2 separate regions of the Mus musculus genome follow, and region 2 is linked to region 1. Evidence: chromatin contacts called from ENCODE Hi-C data. All regions are on one chromosome and are shown on one strand. Each heading gives the region's core, a stretch centred on a gene start or an enhancer-like site at or near the end of the contact. The rest is flanking DNA. Distances are from core to core; before and after follow the strand shown. Region 1 overlaps Dgki (diacylglycerol kinase, iota). Region 2 holds the start of Akr1d1 (aldo-keto reductase family 1, member D1).

Evidence for each region. A loop is a pair of places that touch in the nucleus more often than their neighbours do.
Region 2: a loop to region 1 is called in a map of T-helper 17 cell, with 2.6 times the contacts of the local background. The contact joins the promoter of Akr1d1 here to the enhancer-like site in region 1. A Hi-C loop is called at or near these places in 2 of 37 maps with a recorded cell type or tissue (T-helper 17 cell and regulatory T cell).

Annotation. Positions count from the first base shown.
Region 1 is chr6:37,095,563-37,101,689 of GRCm38, reverse strand. It overlaps Dgki (diacylglycerol kinase, iota), which reads left to right. Exons shown (of 34, transcript NM_001081206.2): 4 at 4,064-4,138; 5 at 5,386-5,442. Among named protein-coding and RNA genes, the nearest start is that of Gm52857, 200 kb to the right of the region's middle. Within about 2 kb of position 4,154, at least 1 of the 3 ENCODE cell types and tissues checked has a DNase peak (open chromatin) inside an H3K27ac peak, as active enhancers do.
Region 2 is chr6:37,527,564-37,533,604 of GRCm38, reverse strand. It overlaps Akr1d1 (aldo-keto reductase family 1, member D1), which reads right to left and starts at 3,432. Exons shown (of 9, transcript NM_145364.2): 1 at 3,268-3,432; 2 at 959-1,123. The coding sequence starts at 3,360. Gm33429 (a long non-coding RNA gene) reads left to right here and starts at 2,202. Exons shown (of 4, transcript XR_868980.3): 1 at 2,202-2,425; 2 at 2,535-3,051; 3 at 5,840-6,041.

The DNA of each region.
Region 1 (6,127 bases), core at 2,905-5,404:
GTAGGGGCTAGGTAGCCTGACATTGGTTGCCTGGATGCTGGACCCAATAGCTGCACAGTGCACAATGCAGAGACTCCCTGGAGAGTCACGGTGTTGTCTATGTAAGGTCAAGAAAGCAGGAATCTGAAGTCAAAAGAGAATGGTGGCAGCAGCTCAGGACATGCTTATTCAGGAAGAAAAAGATGCAGGTAGGCAGGCAGGTGGGAGGAAGGTCGGGCCACCCTGCTTTTGCCCCAGTCTGCCTAAACAAGATGCTGCCCATTGTTGATCCTACATCAGTTCATCCTGTCTGTAATGATGCTCACAGACACACCCAAAGGTGCATCTCCCAGGCTTATTCTAAATCTCATTAAGATGATAATGAAGAGCAAGCACCAGGGCTGCAACCATCAATTACCCGACTTTCCAGAGTGAAAGCTGTTTAGAAGCTGTCACTGAGGAGGCTGGGCCTGAGCAGTAGTTTGGAGGGATGAGGTAAACTATGCACGGTCATGAATGGGAGTCCAGGTTATGATATGTATGGGTATTCTGAATCAGGAGACCCAGAAGCATATTTTAAGAAGGTCTTTTAAAATTCGGTATTATTTACATAAAATCCACTTTAGGACTTTCACACTATATTTCATATGTTACCATCCATAGACTTTCATGCTTGAATTAATCGAGATGAATGATGTTAGTGTATTTACACAACCAGAACGCTGAGGATATATATTAACCCTGTGGTCCTTACACTCTTGGGAACCAGGATCCCTTGTTCTAGAAATGATTTTTGACTCAACGTTCTCACCTAAAAATCAAGGAGAGGAGGAGGTGTGTATTCTGGTTTCAGCGCATATACACAACTTTCAGGGCCTAGCTAGCGTTCTTCTTCCTCTCAGCTACATACTGTTAGAGAAATAGGGGTTTCTTTGTATGGGCTCTTAGTCTCATTAATAAAAGAATTTAGAAATGGAATTGGAAGAAAGCCAGAGGGTGGTTTTATTGGAATTTGTGAGAATATACGACAGGACAAGCAAGCTGTAAACCCTGACAACTGCCTTGAGGAGGGAGACGGGGAAGAGGGAGAGAGGAAATCATACCTTTTGGGTCCAAGAAAAACAGCCCGTTTTGCAATGGAGGTCAACAAGTAGTTACATGGCCGAAGGAATGTGAGACTTTAGAAAAAAGCAAATCTAGAGCATTAGGGAAGGCATTGCCTCTGGACAGAAAGTAAAGAAAAGATTATAGTTTTAGAACACGGGAAAGTCCAGACTAAGTTTGCCTCATGTGGTAAGCAGCTGAGCAGGAGGAGGGGCTTCTGAGAGGTCTATTATCTCAATAAAGGGTTAATCATTCCTCCCACATCTTCTTAACATGTCTTCAGATGAATCCATTTTCCTGAGAGGTGGACTCATGGCCACATGATTGACAGGCCCAGTTGGAGTAACTCTTAACAGAGGAGACCAGAATGTTCAATGTTCTTTCCCCCAAACAGACCAGAAAGTCAAGTCACCACCAAGAGCCAGAAATAAAACTCAGATTTCATTCTTTTGCCCATGAGATGCTAGCTTTCACTTAAGAAGCATCAACCGAGCCCGGTATTTCTGCATTTTTTTTCAGGCTTGTCTTAAAAGCTGAGGAGGCACAGTTGTAATGTTTCTTGGGTTCAAGGCAGATAATGAGGAAGGAGTTCAAATTCAATGACTCGGAAGCCTGATAATTTCCTGTAATACAGTGCCTTTTTAGAATTCCCGGTGCTCCATAGACTAAATAAGAGGACCCTACGCACAATAGCATAGGGAGATAGGGCTCATTGATGAGGATGCTTTCCAGGCACTGTGGTGCTGGGAATCCATCCTAAATGTTTGCCCATTTTGAGCAGCGTTGCCCGACATGTGTGTGCCCTAATCTGTTAGGGATCAGGTAGGTGGTGGGGCTGGAAGAGTTATCAACTCTGGTTTCCTTAGCTTCATGGTAAGTCCCATTAGTGGCATGACTCAAATGTCACATGCACTTTCTGTAGGTGGTGCTCAAGCAGAGATCTGACCAGGACACTGATAGGAAAGAGGAGAGCAATGGCTATTTGTTTATGAGCATTCTAGTTATGACCATTTGCAATCCAATTGTATTATTGCTGCTGCTGTTTCAGGACTGCTGCTATCGCTGTGATTCTTCGGTTTCACATTCTTCCCCACATGGCTGTGTGTATTCTCCCTCCTCCCCTCCTTCCTCCTCTTCCTCCCTAGCCCTCCTTCTGGTTTTGGATGTAGAGGAAGACACTTGGAGCGATAGCCTTAGGTTCTGATTTTCCTTATCTTTCGTTGTCTGAAAAATTAGTTGCCAAACATACTTACTGTTCTACATCATGTTAGGAAGACCAATGCCAAGAGGGGGATCACACATTAAGAGCTCACAGACACACAGTGTTGTTGCTGAGGTGTTCTGTGCACTCGGCTGGAAGCTGGTGACTTAGTTATCAATGCTATCCACAGAGACTGATGTCTAGACTTGGATGATGGGTCCACAGAGGAAATAAAAAGTGACAGTTTCTTTTCTTCTACCTTCCCCAGCATCCCCAGGGCTGTCTGTCCCTCCAGGGCCCTGTCTCTACAGAAGTGTTAGGTGTGATCCACTGGGCTCCACTGTCCTTCCTCAGGGAAGCCAGCCATCAGTCACAGGTTGCCAGCAGTCTACACTGACACCTTCCAAATGCACAAGCACTCCCAGCCTTTCCCATGTGGGCTCTTTGATAATCTCTGTTATTATGAGTTTTTGTGCTCAAAATAGGTTTGGTGTAATATTTATTATAATATTTAATATTTATTTGGTAATATTTAGTTTATTAATATATATATGTATGCATATATGTATATTTATGTGTATGATGCTAGGTTCAAAACAGCTGTGTCTTAGCATGAAAAATAACAGCTAACCCATTAAATGATTTGTTATGTGGTTCCAATTCATCACCTAAGGGAGGCAAGCACTGGTTTGAAGAAGAGCCTGTTGAAGAAAGTAACTGTTTACAGTCTTTAGAAAGTTTAAGATCCTCACACACTACATGCTGCATTTGCTGCTGTGGTAGTTACTACCATCCAACAGAATTATCCCGGCAGGCAGCTCTTGCTCAGGCCTGTCCTTGTAGAGGCCTCTGCACATCCCTAGGCGATGCTGGCAGGAGTGACATCAGAAGCCCATACGGTCATCTCTCTACGTGCACCATGTTCGAGTGTTTAATCATTGGAGATAACATAGACCCCAGAAAGCTTTTCTCTGTGAATTTAAACGCGTGCCCAAAATCAAGGCTAAATTTGATGGCACTTAGGAGCCAGACACATTGGGTGTGCTGTGCCCTAATGGGGCGATCTTGGACCGGTCACTGGCTGCGTGTGGGTTTTCTTACCTGTGAAGCAGGGATAGATAAGGGCTATCCCTACTTCACAAGGCTGTAAAGGTTAAGTGAATGACCATCTGTGATGTGCCTGTCAGGGCATAGAGCAAGACCTGTATTCTAACCAGTGGCCCACGCTGTCCTTGTTGCTAGTGGTTTGTTATTGTTGCTTCCTGGGTGTGAATCCCGACTTGTAATCTCGCTCCTGAAGATTTGGGTAGAAACCCAAATAGCACCGACGAGATTTGTGCCTAGAACAGAAGCTTAAAGCAACCAGTCATGGAGATGCAGCCTCCGAGAGTATGGGTGGAATGCTTGTTTTGTACATAAGAATATTGACTCTGTCCCTCAAGAGTGAAGTTGGAATGTGTGAAAAAGTTTGAAAACGTAAGGACAGTGCTTGCGTTGTTCAGGCGTAGCACTTAAAACTGGTGTAACAGACTAAAGACCTTGGTTTATGTTATAAGCCCTCTTTGTAACAGGTATTGCTGTTATATTGCGAAGAAGCCTGTCTAGGCCACTGGTGTGCCTGTGGGTAGTTACCTTGACATGTTTAGGGGTTTTCAATTTGCTTAGTAACAGAAGCACTTACAATTTTGCTTAATTTAAGGAGTCTCGCGTTCATTCCAGGGAAGTCTCCAGAACAGCTTGCTAACACTTCTCTCCTGTATTTTGAATTGAATGTTGTAGAAATCCGCTCTCAGGAGGAAGTGTGCCGTCTGCAAAATCGTGGTCCACACAGCCTGCATTGAGCAACTAGAGAAGGTAAGCGAGCGCCACCTGCTGGCGAGTGTGTTGGCTTCGGTCACTTACCAAGATCTGGTGTCAATGTCTAACTTTTTAAAAAACAAAACCAAAAATTGTTGAGTTCAGGATGACTTACCAGAATAACAATGAAAAGACAATATATAAAGGTCAGCCATGGTCTTGTTTTCCTGGGTTTAATTTGATATTATGTTGCATTGAACTTTGGGAAAGCTTGGCAACACTTACAATAAGCCTTTTAAGATTGTAGCTTCCATATGTTTCTCTCGGTGAGTTCACATATTCCTAAAGGAGCTCGAAGGGAGAGTTAGCCAAGCCAGCCGAAAGCAGCTCCCAGATGCTGCTGCAGACCTCACGGGCAGCAGTTTTTGCTGGTGCAGCATGAAATGTGTGGCTAAGCCAGGAGTGGCATCCCAAGGGTGGTGTCTTGTCTCCAGAAGTGGATTCTGAACTGTCTATTCATTTACCATCTGGGGGGAAGGGCAGAGCTCTGCGAGAGAGCTGCTTGCTGCTCTCATTTATAATTCCTCCTCCGTGTCCAGGCGAGACACTGAGTGGGATCTATATTCGTGCGCTGCCCTTGGCAATCACGGTGGGACTATTTTAGCTTTGTACAATGTTTGCTTAGCTTCGCCAGCACCTCCAGCTGCTGTCAACCTATATCTCACAGCCATGCCTAACACTTGGACTAGATTTTTCTCGTCTGCACTCTACTTCACTTTATACAGGAGCAAAAGAGCTCACGAGGACACTTCTCATCCACAGAGCAAGGCAGTGCTGAGTCCTTTTACAGGGAATATCTGTGCGTGTGTTTGAATGGTTATCACAGCAGTTAGGACTTCTCAGGTTTATATTTTCTACTTTAAAAAAAAAAGCAAAAAAAAAAAAAAAAAAAACCCAACTTACCCGGATGACTTCAGCTGCCATGTACTTTACCTGTGACTTTGGTCTCCATTTTTCCAGATTCATGGGCTAAGAACGTTTTTGTTTGTTTGTTTGAAGTTAGACTGCATGGATGAGAATGCAGGACTGCCGACTGGAGGTGTGAAATGGCACTGTACCTCTGTGGATCGTCTAGTGAGATGCTTCGGGAGAGTAGGAGCAGGCTAGAACGGATTCCTTATTCTTCCTGGGCTTGGTTTATAGCCTTCATGTCTACCACTATTGGTTGCTTTCTGGTCTCAGGTAGCTCTCTTCAACCTGTTGCTCGTCACTAACATTAACATACTTTTCTCTTCAAATGGCAGATTAATTTCAGATGTAAACCAACATTTCGGGAAGGAGGCTCCAGATCGCCAAGAGAAGTGAGTTTTGTGAGTTGTTTCAGAGAGCACCTTGAACTCTCCTAGGTTCACCGAATCTCCCAGGGATTCACCTAGGATTGACAAATGAGGTCTGTCTCCCCTCATTATACAGCAGTTTCTTCTTAATGTGTCAATAAGGACAAAGAGTCTCCAAGATTCTTCGGTATACTGTACTTTATTCTGTCAGTGGAGTGGGTTTGGGAGCCAGAGTCTTAACGCATGAAATGGAAAAGTGGGGTTGGGGGAGTTCCCCATTATTCTAGACAGTTTAGAACTAGGGTCTGAGTTGTACTCTCTAGTCCACAAAAGGAGGATGAGGAAAAGGAGGGAGGGAGGGAGGGAGGGGGGGAGGGAGGGAGAGAGGGAGAGGGGGAAGAGGAGGAGGAGGAAGAGAAGGAGGGAGGGAGGGAGGGAGAGAGAGAGAGAGAGAGAGAGAGAGAGAGAGAGAGAGAGAGAGAGAGAGCCAGATAATGGGCTTTCTGAGAGATGTGGGCACTGATTGAATCTTTTAGGACTCTTCTAGGGCAAAGGGTGCGATGTGAGATACAGGGAGACAACCATTTAGACAGAAACAGCAGCAGCACATAAGCCTAGGTGAGAGCTTAGTAAGATGCATTACTTGGGAGGAGAGTTAGAGCTAGACAGTGGAAGTCAGGCTTCCACTTCCTTGGACGCAGGCTGGAAG
Region 2 (6,041 bases), core at 2,183-4,682, 430 kb before region 1:
TGTGCTAGGTACAGTTCAAGTGCTTTGTAAATACTAGCCCACAAGTTTAGGAAATGCTTGGCTTTATCATTTACAACTTACACAGGGAAAAGAAGGTTCATAAATGCTAAGTATCTCACAGCTGGACCATATAGCTATTTTTGTAAGTATTCTCTTTTATTATTCTATGGGAAATATGTTCTCACACAGGTAATTGCCTTAGTCACTATTCCATTGTTGTGAAGAGACACCAAGACTAAAGCAACTCTTATTTTAAAAAAGCATTTGATTGGGGTCTTGCTTACAGTTTCAGAGGCTTAGCCCATTATCATCATGGTGGCAAGCACACCGACATGGGCCTGAAGCAGTAGCTGAGAGATTTACTTACTGATCCACAGAGAGTACTGAAACCTTAAAGCTTACCCCTAGTGACACACCTCTTTCAACAAGCACACCCCTCCTCAAACAAGCCCCCCCACCCCACAATCCTTATAAACAGTGTGTAAACTGGGTACTAAGCATACAAGGATATGAGCCAATGGGGTCATTCTTATCTAAACCACCATGAAAACCTACCACAAGTCTGTGCACTCATCCTCCACCTCATACTGCCCTTGGGTGTTGGTAAAACTGCAGTGAAGGCAGACCTTCATAGGCCAAATCCACCAGCCCTTCCATGAATTCAGTTACACATGGCCTTCTGTTTACTTGCTATATTTCGATGCGTGTGCTGTATTATGTTTAAGTGACATGCATGTATACACAGGTATATTGTTTTCAGCAAATTAAGGGATTACAAATGATAATTTGCCCACCACCTCCTCCCTTTCTTCCCCCTCTTCCTCCCTTTATTGTTTGCTAGTGTTTGATTAAGATCATTTCTAGGGCCTTGGGCATGCCTGGTGAGGACTATCTTACTAAGCTCTGCTCTCACACTACGCCCCAATTCACTGTATCTACATAGTAAGACATGACTCACCTTTCCACAGTAGAAGATCTCTTCCCTCTTTACCTTCCCTTCTGCTATCTTTTCTCTGATGGCCTCACCGACTTCATGCTCATTGTGGTAAACATAGGCGCCATCAATGTGCCGGTACCCCTCATCAATAGCTGTCTTCACTGCCACATAGGTCTTCCCAGGGACCTTATGAGATAAGGGGGATAAATATGGGGAGGAGAGAAATGGGTTTTAAAAGGATATCTCATGATACATTGATTTATAGCTCACAGAATGGTTTCCAATGCCATGCTTTGATGATTGGAAGATCGTCGAGGTGAGAGACTCTGATGAACTGCCTCATTCAATGCTCCATCTGTGCACTCCAGGTTGTCCTTGACACTGGAGCTTCAGAAATGTGATTTAACCGGCATTGCCAAAGCAATGTGCAGAGACCAAGGTCTGGACATGAATGATATTGGCTCACATTTCAACCCTGGGCCTTGGCAGTCTAACCTGGAGTGATGGGTTCAGTCTCTCTATGCTCATCTCTCTTTCCCCATCTGTCAGTGGGCTTAACTGGTATTGGCTTTGCAATGTGAGGATTATGTTAGAAAATGCATGTGCTACAAAACATGCACAGAGTTCCAGGCACATAGTTAGGTGTTTAGAACACTTTTAGCTATTATTTTTTTAAATTTATTTATATCTCCATATTGTCTAATGTACACATCCCTCTCACAAACTTTTCCATTAGTTTAATAAGCACTATTTGAACAAGCATTACATACAAGGCATTGTCATGAGACTCTAGAGTTGAACAAGCAACGGTCTTTTCTAATAAACTTCTCAGGCTAGTGAGAAAGATTATGGAGTGTCAGTAGGACAGGAGACCATGTGTGAACATGTGGGAATTAGGATGTTGTGAGTGGGAAGAGGTATCCTTTGATTTGACCCTTCAAAGTTTACTATAGGGGGCTTCGAGATGGCTCAGTTGGTAAACTGCATGCCATAGTAACTTGAAGGCCTGAACTTGGATCCCCAGCACCCACATAAAAGCTACACATGAAGGGGTGAGTCTGTATCCACAGTGCTGGCTTGAGGAGCAGAGACAAGCATCCTTGGAGCTCATTGGTCGGCCACTGTAGCAGCTAGTGAGCTCTAGGATCAGTGTAAGACCCTATCTTTAAAAAATAGCCAGCCCAACTTGAGACCCATCTCATGGTCAAGCACCAATCCCTGCCACTATTAATGATGCTCTATTATGCTTGCAGACAGGAATCTAGCACGGCTGTCTTCTGAGAGGCTCCACCCAGCAGCTAGCTCAGACAGATGCAGACATCCACAGTCAAACAGTAGGTGAAGCTTGGGGACTCTATGGAAGAACAGGAGAATCTGGAGTTCTAGGTCTTGACTAGACTGGCTGGCCAATGAGGAAATGGAATCTGCCTGTCATTCCCTACATAGAGCTAGAGTCAGAGGCACAAGCCACCATGCCTGGCTTTTTATGTGAGTGCCGGGGGAGTGGGGGTGGGGGATGGGGGGTGGGGAAGCGGTATGTGAATTCAGATCCTCACCTTTGTAAAGCAAACACTTCACCCACTGTGCCTCTCCCCAGCCTTAGGTCATGATCTGCATGTACGGAGAGTGGCTAATGGGCTGGATAGACAAGTCAGCTAACCTATAAAGGCTAACCTATAAAGGCTTGGAGCGTAAGGTAAGGAATGAGGGATTTGTAGTTGATGAGGAGTGGAAGTATGCATGATCACACATGGGCAGCATAAAGACCCCAGTGCCGCTCCTCTGACACCCTCAACTGGAGTTTGCTTCCCAGTCAACACAAAGACACCCTTGTTGCTTCACGATGTTCACCACCTTGAGAGTCAGCATTACCACAGGATCAAAGCAACTCAGGGAAACAACCATGCAGAAACTCTTCTGTGTGGTGATGGTGGTTCCTCTCCTTTCACTGTTTTCAGATATTAGGCATAGTTCTAGAACCAAACTCCACCTTCTCTGCTTCCACAGGTAAGGATGCCTACATAGCAAGACACTCTCTTCATACTGGAAGCTTCTATAGACTCATGCTTACAGATGAGTCTAGCCTGTAGCCAACAGACCACATCTGGACAAAGGTGACTATGAATGCATCTCTCCACAAACTCACAGACTTAAAATGTTGTGACTTTATTTTTACTCTTTGAAGCCTGTACTCTGTGGATGGTCACATAAAAATGTGGCCAGATAGAATTTGACTTCTGATTTAAAATCGGTTTAGGCAACATACACCACCACCACCAAACACACACACACACACACACACACACACACACACACGAATATATACATACCGGTCTAGGATCTGAGTAGGTTCCAAGCCCAATGAGTGGAATGTTGTTCCCATCACTTAGGGATATTTGGTGGTGTGCAGCGCTGAGGTTCATCGTAGAGAAGAATCTGAAGCTTCTGGGGTGATTCTGAACAGGGCAGAGGCACATTATTTGAAAAGGTGCCTATTGCATAAAAGAACTGAGCACTAGGAGGAGGAGCAGGGTGGGGAAAGATGATAGACAAACAGATTTCTCAATCTCTCTGAAAACTCTAGGCAGTTGTCGTAGTCAGGGTTTCTATTCCTGCACAAACATCATGACCAAGAGGCAAGTTAGGGAAAAAAGAGTTTATTCAGCTTACACTTCCATTGTGCTGTTCATCACCAAAGGAGGTCAAGGCTGGAACTCAAGCAGGTCAGGAAGCAGGAGCTGATGCAGAGGCCATGGAGGGATGTTCTTTACTGCCTTGCTTCCCCTGGCTTGCTCAGCCTGCTCTCTTATAGAACCAAGACTACCAGCCCAGAGATGGTGCCACCCACAAGGGGCCTTTCCCCCTTGATCACTAATTGAGAAAATGTCCCACAGCTGGATCTCATGGAGGCATTTCCTTAACTGAAGCTCCTTTCTCTGTGATAACTCCAGCCTGTGTCAAGTTGACACACAAACCAGCCAGTACGGCAGTGTTTTTTGTTGTTGTTATTTGTTTACTTGTTTTTTGTTTGGAACATCCTCAGAGGCCTGAAACTAGTAAACCTGTTGAAGGGTTATGCTTAGTGTCCTGCAAAGGAAAACAGTTTGTTCAAGAAAAGCAATCTACCTGGTTTCTGTCCGGGGGGGGGGGGGGATTTGTTGGCAAATAAGAGATTTACCCTCAATTTCCTTAAACGATAAAGAAATTAGCCCATATTGGGAGTGAGGTGATGGGGCTGGATCTCTAATGGTAAGAATCATGAGGCCATAGCTCTCATGCCTTCGTTGAGCCTAAATAACTCCCCAAACACCATTTTCTAGTATAGTAGTCTATTTATCTATGAGAGATATGTTTCCAAGGTCCACAACAGATGTCTGAAACTGCACATAGAGCTTACAGTTTCCTACACATCCGTACGTCACACTTTATCTTTTCACTTAAAGCAATCATTGTACAGTTTCCCTTTGACAGTTGAATGACCAGAACCAATGATCTCTTACTTTGAAGTCATGATAAATAATATTTACTTGAGTTTGAACATTCTGGCATTACAAGTGGCCCACTGGTGGTGGTAGACACATTGGCAAGCAGAGGCCGGGGAATCTCTTAAAGCCAGTCTGGTTTATAGAGCGAGTTCCAGGACAGACAGGTCTACACAGAGAAACCAGAAACAAAAAAGAAAAAGAAATGAAAGTTAACATTGCATTAATTAATCAGATGCCTAGGGTGGCTACGAAGTAACTAAGGGACCTATGGAGTCAGCCCTTTCCTTTCTGTAACAAAATTTCAGAGATAAATCAACTCTTAAACAATGTGTTTACTATTTGTCTCACTGGTGTAGAGATCTTGAGCCCAGGTCGCTGACTCATTACTCTGGGCCTGTACTTTGGGCAGCATAGTTTATCACAGTGGGAGCATGAAACATACTCCTGCAAGATGGTCAAACTACAATACCAGACCTACTTGACTAGACTCTACCTCCGAAAAGTTCCAGGACAGAATCAACAGTCCCATCCTGAGAGAGAAACAGGCAAATCATAAAGAGGCCAAATGGCCTTGCTGGGTTCAGAGAACTGACTGCCTACAGCTTTCCTAGTAATTCCATGTCCTTGCTGCTTCTGTTCCCAGGGTCTCCCTGGAAGGCTCAGCTTTACCCTGGCAGATTCATTTACAATCTCAGGGACTCCTTGAAATGACTCCAACCCTGACCCCTGCTGCTTCTCAGACCATTAAAAAAAAAAAAAAAAAAAAAAAAAAAAAAAAAAAAAGCTAAGTGGAAGTGTTGGTGACTCCATATCTCTTGTATTTTACATGTTTGTTATTCCCAGGAGCTATCCCTCATGCAGGGAGACCCTGGCTTCTCTTTTCACATCTAAGTCATTGAAACCGACTTCTATGTCTTCTAAGCCTGCTGTGACTGTGGTCCTGTGTAATCCCAGGATGCCCTCAAAGTATCCTTCCTCTTCTAGTGCCAGACTCTTTAGCGACCACACTCTGCTTGGCAGCAAGATTACTTGCACTCCTTTTCCGGCCAAAAGTCACACATTTTCTAGTTCTACAGGTTCTCGGTCTAAACCTGGCTGGAAGCATCCAGCGATGGCCAGGCTGCAGCCAAAGTTTTCCTGTGCTGGACAAACCAGGCATAGACACTCTCTGAATGAAGCACAGGTGGCCTCCTGTCTGATCCCAAAGGAAACAATGACTTCATGGAAAAGATGAAAGCCCACCTTTACTGGAGAAAAAAAGACATGCTTTTATAGACTATCTCCTGTTGTCACTCCCCTCTCTGGGTTTTGATAATCTCTTTGTGCTGATCCTTCCTGGAATTTGGGGGGTGGGGGGGCTTCTTGATATGTGAAGTCTTGGCCAGTTATCTTTTTCATCTTCCTGTCTTCTCTCCAGATTTGATTGCATGTATGTGTTGTAACCCCTGAATTACTGATATTAGAGACACTTCAGTGTTGTATACAGGACGGCAGATGCAGTGAGACAATCTAAAGTGACTTCCAGAAACATGCAGCGTACTATCGAAGATGTAGTATCAAGTTGCAAAGCTTGCCAATTGATCAATACCCACAACACTGCGAAACAACCTAGCTCATGT